Linked DNA regions of Homo sapiens: regions 1 and 2 are each linked to region 3. A link is a contact called in ENCODE Hi-C or POLR2A ChIA-PET data. All regions are on one chromosome and are shown on one strand. The core of a region is the stretch at or near the end of the contact, and the rest is flanking DNA. Distances in the headings are between cores, read along the strand shown. Region 1 holds the start of PHF2 (PHD finger protein 2). Region 2 holds the start of LINC02603 (long intergenic non-protein coding RNA 2603). Region 3 holds the start of NOL8 (nucleolar protein 8).

What was found. Hi-C counts contacts between places; a loop is a spot of excess contacts on that map. ChIA-PET counts read pairs that join two places held with the same protein, here RNA polymerase II (POLR2A). Pooled maps may share reads with other maps.
Region 1: a map of CD4-positive, alpha-beta T cell shows a loop between it and region 3 (3-fold over the local background). The contact joins the promoter of PHF2 here to the promoter of NOL8 in region 3. A Hi-C loop is called at or near these places in 3 of 168 maps with a recorded cell type or tissue (CD4-positive, alpha-beta T cell and CD8-positive, alpha-beta T cell), 1 of 37 single-sample maps with no recorded cell type and 8 of 50 pooled maps.
Region 2: a loop to region 3 is called in a map of CD4-positive, alpha-beta T cell, with 10 times the contacts of the local background. The contact joins the promoter of LINC02603 here to the promoter of NOL8 in region 3. A Hi-C loop is called at or near these places in 1 of 168 maps with a recorded cell type or tissue (CD4-positive, alpha-beta T cell) and 6 of 50 pooled maps. POLR2A ChIA-PET finds 5 or more read pairs at or near these places in 1 of 52 experiments (naive thymus-derived CD8-positive, alpha-beta T cell).

The regions. Positions count from the first base shown.
Region 1 is chr9:93,573,844-93,578,134 of GRCh38, forward strand. It overlaps PHF2 (PHD finger protein 2), which reads left to right and starts at 2,741. Exons shown (of 22, transcript NM_005392.4): 1 at 2,741-3,028. The coding sequence starts at 2,931. RefSeq lists enhancers at 1,048-1,643, 1,644-2,238, 1,920-2,199 and silencers at 2,300-2,359, 2,470-2,769, 3,360-3,519.
Region 2 is chr9:94,255,908-94,260,624 of GRCh38, forward strand. LINC02603 (long intergenic non-protein coding RNA 2603) reads right to left here and starts at 3,404. Exons shown (of 3, transcript NR_160773.1): 1 at 3,204-3,404. ZNF169 (zinc finger protein 169) reads left to right here and starts at 3,391. Exons shown (of 5, transcript NM_194320.4): 1 at 3,391-3,438. RefSeq lists enhancers at 2,910-3,555, 3,394-3,713, 3,556-4,202, 3,744-3,873, 4,203-4,717.
Region 3 is chr9:92,323,727-92,328,517 of GRCh38, forward strand. It overlaps NOL8 (nucleolar protein 8), which reads right to left and starts at 1,624. Exons shown (of 17, transcript NM_017948.6): 1 at 1,580-1,624; 2 at 297-483. The coding sequence starts at 435. CENPP (centromere protein P) reads left to right here and starts at 2,227. Exons shown (of 8, transcript NM_001012267.3): 1 at 2,227-2,379. The coding sequence starts at 2,273. RefSeq lists enhancers at 906-1,794, 1,573-1,692, 1,723-1,832.

The sequences.
Region 1 (4,291 bases), core at 1,491-3,990, 1.3 Mb after region 3:
GACCAACATGGAGAAACCCCTTCTCTACTAAAAATACAAAATTAGCCAGCTGTGGTGGCACATGCCTGTAATCCCAGCTACTCGGGAGGCTGAGGCAGGAGAATCACTTGAACCCGGGAGGCGGAGGTTGCAGTGAGCCGAGATCGTGCCACTGCACTCCAGCCTGGGCAACAAGAGTGAAACTCCATTTCAAAAAAAAAAAAAAAAAAAGAAAAAGAAAAAACAAAAAGAAAGGGGAAGCCATAGGGAGAAGCCAAACAGAGGGAGCTTGTGGGCTTCTGATGACACTTGTTTTATCCCATAGATGGCAGGCAGCCATGGAAGGGCTTTGAACAAAAGGAATGTATCTGGTGGGCACAGGAGACCATCTGAAGGGCAGGGCTGGGAGGTGGGTGGGGTGGACACCCCGAACGACTAGCAGGGAGGCCGAGCTTCTCCAGACACATTCTGTGCGGTGGCTGCGGGGCAGGGAGCACAGGCCCAAGACTTGGAGACCAGCTGAGGGCTCCTCACTGGCTCCCACCCTCTGCCCTCTCACCAGGGAGCTGACATCCTCTGTCTGGCTGGATGTTTAATTGCTTAGCGCCTCAGTTTTCACTTCTGTGAAATGGCACTAATACCAATACCTAAAGGCACCAAAGGAGAGTCCTGAGTATGTAGTAATTGCCATCATGACCCAGGAATTTGCTAAGCGCTTACAAACATCTGGTTAGGTACTGGTAAAACCTCGTGAAGAACTGAGCCCAGGGCACTGTCCTGGTAAAAGCATTTGCTAAATGTTGGCTAACTACTGTCACTGTTTGTAAACAGGCTAATAGGAGTGTTAAGGGATGGGGGGATGCCCACATCAGGGCAGCCTCCCCTGCATCACAGCAGCCTCTAGAAGTTTCCAGCTTCATTTGGGCACTGCTCACCTGACTACTTTAGTACTGCTGTAAGGGTGAGGGAGAGTGTATCTATCAAGGAAGTGGGCACCACTCACCTGAAACCCGCCTTTTGGGCTCTCAACCTTCAGGCTGAGCATTCTATCTACATAATAGTAGACAATGGCTTAAGAGTTACTTCTTTCCCAGAACTTCAGTATGTAAAAAAAAAAAAAAAAAAAAAATTCCAGGCTTTCACCCAGGAGGAAGGGAACCAGTGACAACCGGAATTCAGGTAGGAAGGCCTATTGCAGGCCATCCTGGCCAGTCCAGAGGTGTGGGAGCTGGGGGTCTCCTGCTCTTTCCTCTCCCTCTATGGCCAGCTACTTCTCCCCCCGCCCCCTTCCCCAGTGCCCAGTGCTTTGGGCACTGCCCTGAGTCTGTATCCACGGGGTCACTTGTTGGGGGTGGGTGGCTGACTCTGAGGGTAGATTTTGGCTCAGTAGGAGGAAGGACCTTAATTGAGCCGCCTGCGGTGGAGCAAACGGCCCCTTGGCAGCTGCAGGTGGGCGGTGATGGTGAGGGGCTGAGGGGCTAAGGAGCCTTGTCATGGATGCTGCTAGGAGACTGAGCCAGGTTTCCTGTCCGGAGATTCTGGAATTCCGAGCAGGGGTGGCCCACATTTCCCAGCACGATGCGGATTTTGCTGAGGGAGGATGGGGAGAGAAAGAGGGTGAGGGAGGAAGGGCGGGCAGGGATGTGGCCCCTGCCCAGCGCGGATGCCCCAAGGATGCAGCGCTGGCGAGGCAGGGAAGTCCTCCTCTAGAACGCGTGCAAGTGACCCCTCAGAGCGCACCTCCGCTTCTCCTCCCCACCGTGGGGGCTCAGTTCCCTGGACACGGGGGCCAGGGTTCCCATACTCCTCGCCCCTTAGGTCACGGGCCTGGGGGGCTCAAATGCCAGGGAGCTCTCTCTTGACAGAGCTGACCAGCCCGGCCCCTTAGGTCACGGGCCTGGGGGGCTCAAATGCCAGGGAACAGAGCTGACCAGCCCGTGCCAGCGCACTCCCGGCCCGGGCTTCTGTCCTCTTCCTCTGGGGCTGAGCATCAGGGAAGTCCGCGGGATCCTGCGAGGGAGGCGGCAGTCCCCAGCCGAAAATGAGGGGAAAGAGGAAGTGGTGTCCCAACCAGAAACTCAGTGGGGAACGGAGGGAGGCAGCGCGGCCGAGGAGGAGGAACACCCCCACCGTGGTGGGGGTCAGAAGAAAGTTAGGGCCAAGTATTTGCTTGTCGGCCTTCTAGACTAGGAAGGCTCTCCTGCGGGCTCCACTCCCGCACCCCGCGTCTCTCCTTCTGCCTTGCCCGGGTTCCCCCAACTTATCTTATCCTCGGGGTCCCGCCCACCTTCTCCCCGGGGTCCCACCCCACTTTCAGTCTCAAGGCTCCCCCAGCTCACCTTCGCGCCCGCGGACCCCTGGGTCTACCTTCAGCCTTGGGGGCCCTTCTCGGCCTATCTTCCACCTTCGAGATCCCCCCACCCGCCTTCTCCCCCGGCAGGGTCCCCCCGGCCGTCTTCTCCCCCGGCAGGGTCCCCCAACCCACCTTCTCCCCCGCAGGGTTCCCCAGCCCGCCTTCCCGGCGGCGGGAGCGGCGGCCCAGGCCGGCGGGCGGAGGCGGCGCCACCCGGGGCGCTGACGTAGAGGCCGCTCGGCGGCCGGGGGTCCCTTCGGTGGGGCCGCGGCTCCCCGCCCGCCGCCCCCGCGCGTCCATTCCCTTTTGTGTCCCGCGCGCGGCCCGTCCCCCGCGCACACTAGCGCCCTGAGCCCCGCGGGCCGGCGGGCGGCTCCCGGCGCGGCCCCTCCAGCCAGCGCGCCCGGCATTGTGTGGACGCGCCTGGCCGGGAGCGCGCGCGGGGGCTGTCGTGCGCCCCCGTCCCCGTCCCCTCCCGGCCGCGGCGCCGCCTGCGCCCCGCCGCCCCCGCCGCCCCCGCGCGGCCCGGCCCCCGGCCCGGCCCGGACCGACCCGGGCAGCGCAGCGGCGGGGCCGAGCGGCGGCGCGGCGCGGCAACATGGCGACGGTGCCCGTGTACTGCGTCTGCCGGCTCCCCTACGACGTTACCCGCTTCATGATCGAGTGCGACGCCTGCAAGGACTGGTTCCACGGCAGGTGAGCGCGCGGCGGCTGCTCGGCTCGGCCCGGCCCGGCCCGGCCACCTTGCCCGACCGAGCCCCGCGCCCCCGGCTGCGCGCCCGCAGGCCCGGCTCGGGGACGGGCCGCCGCCGCCGCCGCCGCATTCCGGGCGCCCCGGTCGGGGCTGGGCCGTGCCGGGCCGCGCGCCCTTTTGTGCCCAGGGCGGGGGCGCCAAGCACGGGGCCCGCGCTGGGCGCCCCTGGCCGCCGCGCACAAAGCGAGGCCCGCGGGCCGGGAGGTGGGCTCGGGGCTCGGGGCGCGGGGAAGTTGGGGCTCCAGGCCCGGGCCGGGCCGCCTGTCAGCTGGGTCGCGGCGGCCGCAGAGGCCGGGCATCCGGAGGGAGGCCGAGGCCCGGAGCCCCCGCCGCCTCCCCCCTGCGAAGTTGCAGGAACTTTCCCCGCGCGGGCTCGGGGTTGGCCGGGCCGGGAGAAGCGGGCGCGCAGCCCGGCGCGGGTCCCGGGAGAGGCGCGAGTGGCGGGCTCCGACTCCGGCAGGGCTGGGGAGTCCGTGGGGGCTCCGGCGAGGTGGCAGCCGGCGCGCCCACCCTCCGCCGTGGCCGGCGAGCTCCCTTGGACCTTGTCCCCGAGGGCAGGACCCCTCCCGGACCCCCGCGGAGCAGCTAGACCCGGCAGGCCTGCAGGTCCGCGGGCAGGAGTGCGGTGACAGAATAGTGTCTGTGAGTTGGGTAAGGGGGGTTTGTTGTGGCTTTGCCACCTCCTCCCTGGCCTTCAGTTTTCCCCGTTTCTCTCCTCTCCGTTCCCGGCAGGAACGCCGGTTTTGACATGATCTTATGCTCCCTAAGGAAGATGGGGAGGGGGGAAGGAGGTAACGCTTGGAGACACTGAAAACCCCCGCCCTCTTGGCCCTTGCCGATGGCCATGACCTGGCCCCATGCCTAGGGCAGGTCCCTTCCCACCAAGAAGTAAATGGAGGAGGAGGAAGAGGAGGTGACAGTGTTGCCCAAACTGCTCCAACAGGTTCTCTTGCATCTGACTTTGCCTGTGGGATGTGTTTGGACCCGGGGCTGGCCAGGGCTGTATGCCCTCTGGGGCTCCAGTCCCAAACCACCGGCAGCAAGCAGCCGGGGGAAAGAGAGGGGTGTGTGGTGGTGGGTGGTCCGGGATTCTCCTTCCAGAGAGGAGATCCTCCTGCAGGTTCTAAGACTGGGTCTTCAAGACTGGTCAGTGGTGCTTAAGAGTGGGCTGTGGCCCCAAGTCCAGTCCTGCCAGTTTACATGTG
Region 2 (4,717 bases), core at 2,154-4,653, 1.9 Mb after region 3:
TATGTGTGTATATATACATATATATATTCTATCTATTGATCTGTTTATCAAGTGTTTATCAAGTGGGAGAGAGTGACTGATTTATTTAAGGGATTGGCTCATGCAATTGCAGGGGCTGGCAAGTCTGAAATCTGTAGGGCAGGCAGGCTGAAAATTCAGGTAAGAGTTGATATTGCAATCTTGAGTCTAAAATTCACGGGGCAGGACAGCAGGCTAAAACATCAGGGAGGATTTCTGTTAGAGTCTTAAGGCAGAATTCCTTCTCTGGAAACCTCAGATTTTGCCGTTAAGGCCTTCAACTGATTAGATGAAACCCTCCCACATTATGGAGTGTAATCTCCCTTAAAGTCAACTGACTGAAAATGTTAATTACACATGTAAGATATCTACATGGTAGTATCTAGACTACTACCAAATAATTGGTCATTATAGTGTAGCCAAGTTGACATGTAAAATTAATCATCATACCATCCAGTATGGCATGATGTATAGAAAAACCCTTCTTGAAGTGTTTCCTGTAGCTTCTTGAAGTTGTAGTTATAATAAATGTTTTAGTGCTCTTATCTTGGTTTTTTTTTTTTAGACAGGGTCTCGAAGTGTTTCCTGTAGCTTCTTGAAGTTGTAGTTACAATAAATGTTTTAGTGCTCTTATCTTGGTTTTTTTTTTTTAGACAGGGTCTTGCTAGGGTCTTGCCCAGGATGGTCTGGAACCCCTAGGTTTAAGCAATTGTCCCAATCGTTTTAAGCAGCCTCCTAAGTAGCTGCAACTACAGACGCATGCCACTGTGCCCAGCTTGTGTCCTTACCTTTTAATTATATCTTCTGTGTAATTTCTATTGGTTGACTTTTCTCTTCATTTTGGGGAATATATTCTTTGCATGCTAGCATTTTTTTAATTGGAATTCTAAAATCCAGGGTCTTAGGATGGAAGCAGGTGTAAGAATAGAAAAAAAAAAAAAAAGTCCCCAATTTTGCCTTATTGGATGCTGGATAGTTTTGTATTCTTTTAAATATTCTTGAGCTTTTTATCTGGGATGCAGTTAAGTTACTTGGGAACAATTCAGTCCTTTCTAGGCTTGGATTTAAGCTCTGTTAGGTGAGACCAGAGAAGCATTTAGGTTAATTTTTGCCCCACTATTGAGGCAAAACCCTTCCGAGTACATGACTTGATGCCATGTGAATTAGCATTTCCACTCTGTCTCGTGGGAACAGACATTATTCCTGTTCTTTTTGAGCTCACAGTATTGCCCTCTAACCCTTTCTAGTGTTTTTTACCCCTAATTTTGAGGAGTTTCCTCACATGTACATGCTGGTCAGCACTTAACTAATACCTGAGGAAGAGGACTCTCTGCACATCTCTGGCGCTCTCTCTCCCTTTCTGTACTCTGCCCTGTGAACTCTAGATGCATATGCCTCCTCAGATTCCCAGTTCCATCTCCTCAAGTTGAACTCCATGCTTCACTTGAGTTTCCCTTCTCTGTGCTATGACTTGGAAATTCTCTCCATCTGCGGGAAGTTCAAAGGCTCACCTCCATGATTTCCACTGCTCTTCATTGTCTGATGTCAAATGTCTTCAAATGTTTCATATATTTTGTCCTTTTAAATGTTGATTAAGGTGAAGGGCTAAATCTGGTTCCTGTTACTTCATTTTGAGAAGAAGCAAATAGGAAGTAACTTAAAAATACCACTTTTTATCAAATTCTTAGAAAAAGAGTATAACTCATTTTGCAAAGACTTTGGTATGTTTTTGAGCGTATTATTCTGTTACATCTAATAAACAATCTTTGCATTAGTAAGATAACTTTAATTGCTATAGTGTTAAATGTCCTCAAGTTTAGTTTTTCCTTATCTTCTTGTAATCAATTGGAATTAAAAAAAAAACTTCAGAATCTTCTTCTTTATAACAGGAAAAAAAACCCCAGTATTTTTGGCATTTTTAGAAGTACATTCATACACACTGTCATTTAAAACATGGGGGTGGGAGGTGGAGCAAGATGGTGGAATGGAAGGCTCCACTGATCATTCCCCCTTGTAAGAAAAACAAGTTAACAACTATTTACACACAAAAGCACCTTCACAAGAACCAAAAATCAGGTAAGCACTCGCAGTACCTGGTTTTTACTTCATATGACTGAAAGAGGCACTGAAAAGGTAGGAAAGACAGTCTTGAATCACCAATGCCCCTGACCCATCCCCCAGCAGTGGCTCTGTGGTGCGGAGAGAGAATCTATGTTCTTGGGAGACGGCAAGCACAGCAATGATGAGACATTGCATTGAACTCAGTGCTGCCCTGTTATACCAGAAAGCAAAACTGGATCAAACACAGCTGATTCTCACGCATGGAGGGAGTATTTACACCAGCCTTAGCCCGAGGAGAATCACCTATCCCAGCAGTTGGAATTTGAGTTACTGCCAATCTCACCACCTCTGGCTAGAGGGCCCTAAATAAACTCGAAAGGCAGCCTGGGCCACAAGGACGGCTCACGCCTGTAATCCCAGCACTTTGGGAGCCTGAAGTGGGAAAATTGCTTGAGGCCAGGAGTTCCAGACCAGCCTGGTCAACATAGCGAGACCCAGATTCTTTTTTTTTTTTTTCCCCCTTGAGAAGGAATCTCACTCTGTTGTCCAGGCTGGAGTACAGTGGTGCGATCTTGGCTCACTGCAACCTCCACCTCCCGAGTTCAAAGTGATTCTCCTGCCTCACCCTCCTGAGTAGCCGGGACTACAGGCGCCCATCACGACGCCCAGGTAATTTTTGTATTTTTAGTAGAGACGGGATTTTACCACATTGGCCAGGCTGCTCTCGAACTCCTGACCTCTGATCCGCCCGCCTCAGCCTCCCAAAGTGCTGGGATTACAGGCGTGAGCCACCGCGCCCGGCCGCGAGACCCAGATTCTAAAAAACAAAACAAAAAATTAGCCCGGTGTGGTGCTATGCACCTGTATTCCCAGCTACTCAGAAAGTTGAGGTGAGAGGATTGCTTGGCCAGGGGTTTGAGGCTGCAGTGAGCTATGATCACACCATTGTACTGCAGCCTGGCCGACAGAGCAAGACCCCTTCTCAAAAAATAAGTAAGTAGATAAAGTTCAGGGGTGTACAATCACAGGTGTGAATTTGCAGGATGGAGGACATGTAACATCTTTTTAAAAAAAAAAAAAATTAGAAGGACCGTATAAAAAGTTAAAGAAGACTTACTGCTCACCTGACCACCCTTCTCATAGACCCGAAAGTTAGATTTTACTTTCTGATTTTTCACAATTTCTCCTGGATGCTGCGGTCCCGCCCCTCGCAGCATTCTGGATGTTGTAGTCCCTCGCTCCAGGGCATCCACGGTAGGGTAGTTGCGCGCCCCGTGGCAGTCTGGGTAGTGTAGTTCCGTGCCCAGGGGCAGTCCGGCTCGCGTACTTCCGCGTTCCGGCATCGTCGCCTGGTGCGTGGTGAGTGTCCTTTCACAGTTCTGGTGAGCTAGCCCGGAGGTGGTCCCCGCTTTCGCGGGCCTTCCACTGGAAGGAAGGTCGGGAAAGCTGGCATGGGCAGTCCATGTCGTGGCCACATGTTCCTTGGTGTTTTGAGTTTCGGCTGTGGGGTCTGGGCGTGCGTGGTCCACCCCGGAGAGAGGTCTTGGCGGAGGTCCTCTGGTGGGGAGGGGGCGTTGGCGTTGTCGCGTGCTTCTGGCGGGACTTTGGGCCCAGTATGTTGACCTGGAGGGGCCAGTGCAGGCCTGGGACCGACTTCCCGAGCTACTTCGCAGGTGCGTCCCCGGTACTTCGGGGGCCGCTGAGTGGGCTCTGCCTGGGGTACCCAGACAGCATCCTGCCACTAGTATCCCGCCATCCCCTCCCCACCATCGCGCCTCGGAGGTCTCTGGGCCAGCAAATGTGCCTTTGGAGGACATGATATCCTCGGTTGGAGCAAACTTCCCCATTAGTGGGAGGCACGCGGCTTGGGCATCAGTCGGGTTGTTTATTTGTTTATTTATTAAATTTTATTTATTTATTTATTTATTTTTGAAACAGAGTCTCTCTCTGTCGCCCAGGCTGGAGTGCAGTGGCGCAATCTCGGTTCACTGCAATCTCCGCGCCCCACCCCAGCCGCCGGGTTCAAGCCATGCTCCCGCGTCAGCCTCCCGAGCAGCTGGGATTACAGGCACCCGCCACCACGCCCGGCTAATTTTTTGGTTTTTGTTTTGTTTTGTTTTTTTGAGACAGAGTTTCGCTCTTGTCGCCCAGGCTGGAGTGCAGTGGCGTGATTCCCCTGCCTCAGGCTCCCGAGTAGCTGGGACTACAGGCGCACGCCACCACGCCCGGCTAATATTTTGTGTTTTAGTAGAGACGGGGTTTCACCATGTTGGCAAGGCTGGTCTCGAACTCCTGACCTCAAGTAATCCCCCCGCCTCGGCCTCCCAAAGTACTGGGATTACAGGCGTGAGCCACCGTGCCCAACCTCAGTCCAGTTATTAGGGCTCTTGTGGATGGCTGGTGCACTGTGGTGGTGATGGTGCAGCTTGGCCACTAGGACCCGGGTTTGTGGGGGAGGATTGTTTGTGGGTAGACATCCAGACTTGGTCTTGATAGTGGGGGGGGGGACGGCTAGGGCCGTGCGACTCGGGTCAGTAGCCTTGGGGCCTGGGGACCCAAGTTGGTGAGTTGAGAAGGGCTTGCCTGGAGTTAGACATCCCTGGGTTGTGGGTTGCATGGGGGCGTGCTTGTATCCAGA
Region 3 (4,791 bases), core at 374-2,873:
TTGATTGTATGCTAGTGATAGTCTACTTAACGGGACACTTAATCCATGTTAGAAAATTCTAGTTCTCAAAACTGGAAGTTAATATGTTTCTGAAATCAGATGTTTTAGAATTTGGAATTTTTTCTTATTTCAGAAACAAATTCTGGTCAAGTTCCACATCACACATTATACCTCCACAACATCACTTAAAACTTTTGGTGTTCAGAGCTAACATTTATCTTGGGGTTGTTTTATTTTCTAGCACTTAACCTGAGTTATGTCTGCCTATAACTGCCCAGTGAAGGACCATAAATTACCTTGGTCATCTTTCCGTGTGATGATCTCCACATCCGAAACTTCTCCAAATCTGCTGAACTGATTTTGTAGGTCTGCCTCAGAAATGTCCTGGCTAAGGCCACCCACATAAAGGCGCTTCGTTTCTCTGTTCACTTTCATGAAGGCTGGGCATATACTTGGGTGTGTTTCAGTGGGAAAAGTAATTTTCTGTATACAGAGAAGAGTTCTTTCCCTTAGTTCTTCTAAAATCTAACAAAACAACTACTTCCTCTGAACCTTCTGTATCAAATCCGTCTCCTGGATCTGTATTTCACTTCCTATTGTATTACTTCCAAATTTTAGTCTTCGAGGTTTTGCCCAAGCCCTACATCCACATCTTTCATGAATGCACTTTGGAACAGCAACCCCATACCCATATAGACACAGGTACAGACAGAGTTTTTTTCCTCCAAATGGCCATAATATTACACTCTATCCCTCTTAATTTTATGTATTCATGTTTTTAGATGTTTTTCCTTGACTCACTCATACATTCATTTACTGTCTTTAACAAAGTCTGACAGAAACAGGATGTAACGCACTAAAAGATAAAAAGAGCTAGCCTACCTCTTCCTAATTGTCTCCACCCCCAACCTACCCACCCCAGCCTTCTTCCTCCTAGAAGACCCAAAGAAGTGAATAGAGAGGCTAGGAGCTCCTTATAGTCACAAAAGAATAAAACAAATGGCACAATATTATGTCACAATAAAAGTGCTGCAAAGTGGGGTTCAGACACAAAGATCAAGGGATATAGCGAATACAGACTTGTGTTTTTGCTATGTGCCTGCATTGTACAAAGTAGTTTGCATGTTTCCCATTTTTCAGGAGAGCAGAAGAGGTTAAGTCACTTCCTCAATGCCATACCGAAAATTAGTGAATCCAGGATTATAATGCAGGTCTACCTTCAGAACTTGGAATTCTTAACACTATACTATGAAGGTTGCTGTATCACAGGGGACTCAGGAAAACTTTTCCAGAGGTACTAGGGCCCATCATAGTATCTCTCATTTCGTTTAGCACCCGGCAGGCGCTCAGCTCTCGCCCTTCCCTTCCCCAAGAGCTGACAGACTCTTTCCAGAAGAGACTCCCAACCAGCGTCCACCACATGGCGTGTATTCTGGGCAGAACTTCGGCCTACCTCTTCCCGATAGTCTCCGCCCCCAGCCTACCCACGGCAGCCTTCTTTCTCTGAGAAGACCCAAAGAAGTGAAGAGAGACTAGGAAACGGCCCTGTGACTTCTCATGCCCGAAACCCACTCCTCACCACGTCGTTCACCTAAAGCCAGCGCCGCTGCAGCCCCTAACTTCTGGTCACGTGTCCCAACGGAGCATCCTCTCTTCCTTCCTACTCGATTTCCAACCCAGCCTCCTAAGGTTCCGTTACCACAATTCAGTTCCCAAGAGCTTTTAATTTCCTTTTCCGTCCTCCCACCTTCCCTGACGCCTCCGTCACCTCCCCCTCAACGACTGCAAAAGAGCCTAAACCAAAATCCCCTAGTTTCTATTGAACACTATCGCTGTGTGTACCAATTCCTGGACTAGGTCGGCGTAAGAGAGGAAGTAGGTGAAAAAAATAAAGAGGCGCTCCCCTCCACGTGATCCCAGCCCTGCCTCTTTAGTGAGGCACGCGGCCGGGCGGCTCCAAGGCTGCCGGCTAGGGTGAGCAGCGGAGCGCTTGGGCTTGGAGTAGCAAAGAACGCGCTCTCCAGAGAAAGTATAGCCACTGCTTAGACAGCCAGGGAAACGTGTGCGGGGAAGTGGAGGACTCAGGCTCTCGTGCGAGAGCGGAGTTGGACGTGCAGGGCCGCTGGGGTCACGCGGAGCTCTCCCGCCTCCCCTCCGCGTGAGCTCTGGGATGGTCCGCGCCGGGAGCGCGCGCGAGGCTTGAAGCGCGGGTGAAGCGCGCAGGTCGGAGTGACAGCTGCGCTGCCGGCCCGGCTGCGGTCAGCAACGCGCCATGGACGCAGAGCTGGCAGAGGTGCGCGCCTTGCAAGCTGAGATCGCGGCCCTGCGGCGAGCGTGTGAGGACCCACCGGCGCCCTGGGAAGAGAAGTCCCGAGTCCAGTACGTGACCACCCCAAGTCCCCCAGGGCCCGCTGGCCAGGGTTCCCGGGCCAGGCGGGTGAATCTCCACAGACATCCTCGGTCTCCTACTCCCAGCCCTAGAAAGTGGGCATGAACTGGCATTGATCCTGTCATGACGATGGCCTAGAGTTGGGAGCAGCGCGTACGGCGCCCAGCTGTAAACGCATTGCAGGGTATTAACTCGTTTAATCGCAGTCGTCTGTGTGGATGACTGACAAGGAGGAAGTCTTGACTATATCCCTAGCTAGATAATTCCGCCTCCAGTATGCAGAAGTATCTCTAGTTGGGATTTAATAACTCCGTTTGGTTTCATGGCATTTGTTTTGGTAGGTCAGCTAACCATCTCAACTGATAATGACTTTGTGTTTACGATGACATAAAAATTCCTTTGAAAAATAACTTCGGTAAAAAACTAAGTTGATAAAAGAAAAGTAGTTAATATAGACTGCAGGAGAATTTGACATTCCTCTGAGGTAGGTGCTACTGTTAGCCCTGTTTTATAGTTGAAGAAACTGAGGCTCAGAGAAGTTAGGTAGCTTGTCCAAGGTTCCAGAGAAAGGAATTGTCAGAGATGGATTGGGACCCAAAAATTTTACTCCAAAGTCTGGGCACTTTTGGTTTATTGAAGGAGAGGGAGAGAAAAGCTCTGCAACCGTAATTATGTATTATCATCTCAAACATAGAAGCCTCTCGAAAACATAAACTGTCTTCAATTTTTGAGTCAAGAGTAATTTGACATAGGTGCAGAAAGAATGGGATTTTTCCTGAGCTAACTGGAGAAGAATTGGTAGAAAATGGGAAGGAGGAGATCTACAGAAAATGTCTGCGTGCGGTCATGAAAGTAGAGGAAGCTGTGACTGGTTAAAGGGAGAGGAAAAAGGTGTGCTCCTCCACAAATGAGAGTAAATGTATTAAAGACCCTTGCTATTTGAGGTGTGCTCCACAGATGGGACGCTTTAGCATTACCTGGCGGTTTGTTAGAGCGACATCCTGACCTACTGAATCAGAATCTGCATTTTAAAAAAATACACTGCCCTAACAGAGGATTTGTGTGCACACTTGGAAGTTTAAGAACCAGGGAAAAATAGTTTCTTTACTGGCCACAAGATTTCATTAGTCCCCATAGTAGTGTCAACTGAAAAATCATGAGATCTGCAAATTTAGAGAGACTATTTCTTAAAAAGGGTTACAGTCTGCAAAGTGGCCATCCTGACAGGCTAGGAAGCATAGTCTCAGGCAAAGCAGAAAGGCCCACACTTTGGAGGAGGAGGGGTTGGGGCAGGGATTTATGCTGTATGAGTGGGCTAGGTATACATATTCAACAGGTTATAGGAGGGGCTATGAATATTCACGAAGGGAGATGTGCTCACCTGTACTGAATAAAAATGCATATTACATGCACTCCATATTCATTTTGGGAAGCTGACTTAATATTTAAATGCATTACAATTAGGCCCTGTACGTCAAAAGTTGAAGGAGGGAAGCAAAGGTACTTAAGTACACAGGCCTTGTAAACCTGTTAGAACAAGTCCATGGTTGGTGATCTTATCAAAAGAAAATTTTTGAAATCATTCTCTTGTCCTATCAAAGCCTGTGGAACAGGGGAATCAGTTAGCATCTGGTGGTGGATGAACTGCAATTATTTCAATATTGCTTATCTGGAGGCCAGTGCTAGTGAAAAAAATATTGTGGCAGTTAGAACATAGTTCATTCTTTTAAAGGTAGGGGGTATGTGACTTAACCCTTGCCTGGCATGGCCTTAGGTCTTGTTTATAATTTGGTATCTTATTGCCACAGAGTCCGTTCTGCAACTCTTACGATCTCTATTTTAACATTAATGCTGGTCAGTTGTTGTGTCTACATCCCAAATAGGAAGGGGTATAACGAGGTGTGTCTGACCTCCCATCCTGTCATGGTTAAGAACTGAGTTTTTAAGGTTTCTTTGGGGTCCCCTTGACCAAGAGGGAGTCGGTTCAGGTGATTGTGGGGGTGGGGTAGGATTTTATTTTTAGTTCTTAGTAGATTATTTATATAATCTGGGACTTCTCAGTGGTTAAATTGGAAAGTCAGAAGAGTCCAGATTGTGGGAGACATTAAATGTCAGTCCAGGGTGTTTGGATTTAACCGTGAGGTTTCTTTTCACTATAGTGGAGGAGGAGGATTGGAACCTATGTACCAAGCTATTTTTTTAAGTGATTATAAGTGGTTGGATGGATTGGAGGTAGGAAAATTGGAGCTAAATTATTCAGCTATATCCATATGTCCACACTGTGGAGCCAAATTGCCTGCTTTCAAATCCTGTCTCTGCTATTGGCTGAGTGATCTTGGTTAAGTGAGCTCCCCCTTTCTGTGCTTCAGTTTCCTCCGTGGTAAAATTATACCCAAGTTTTT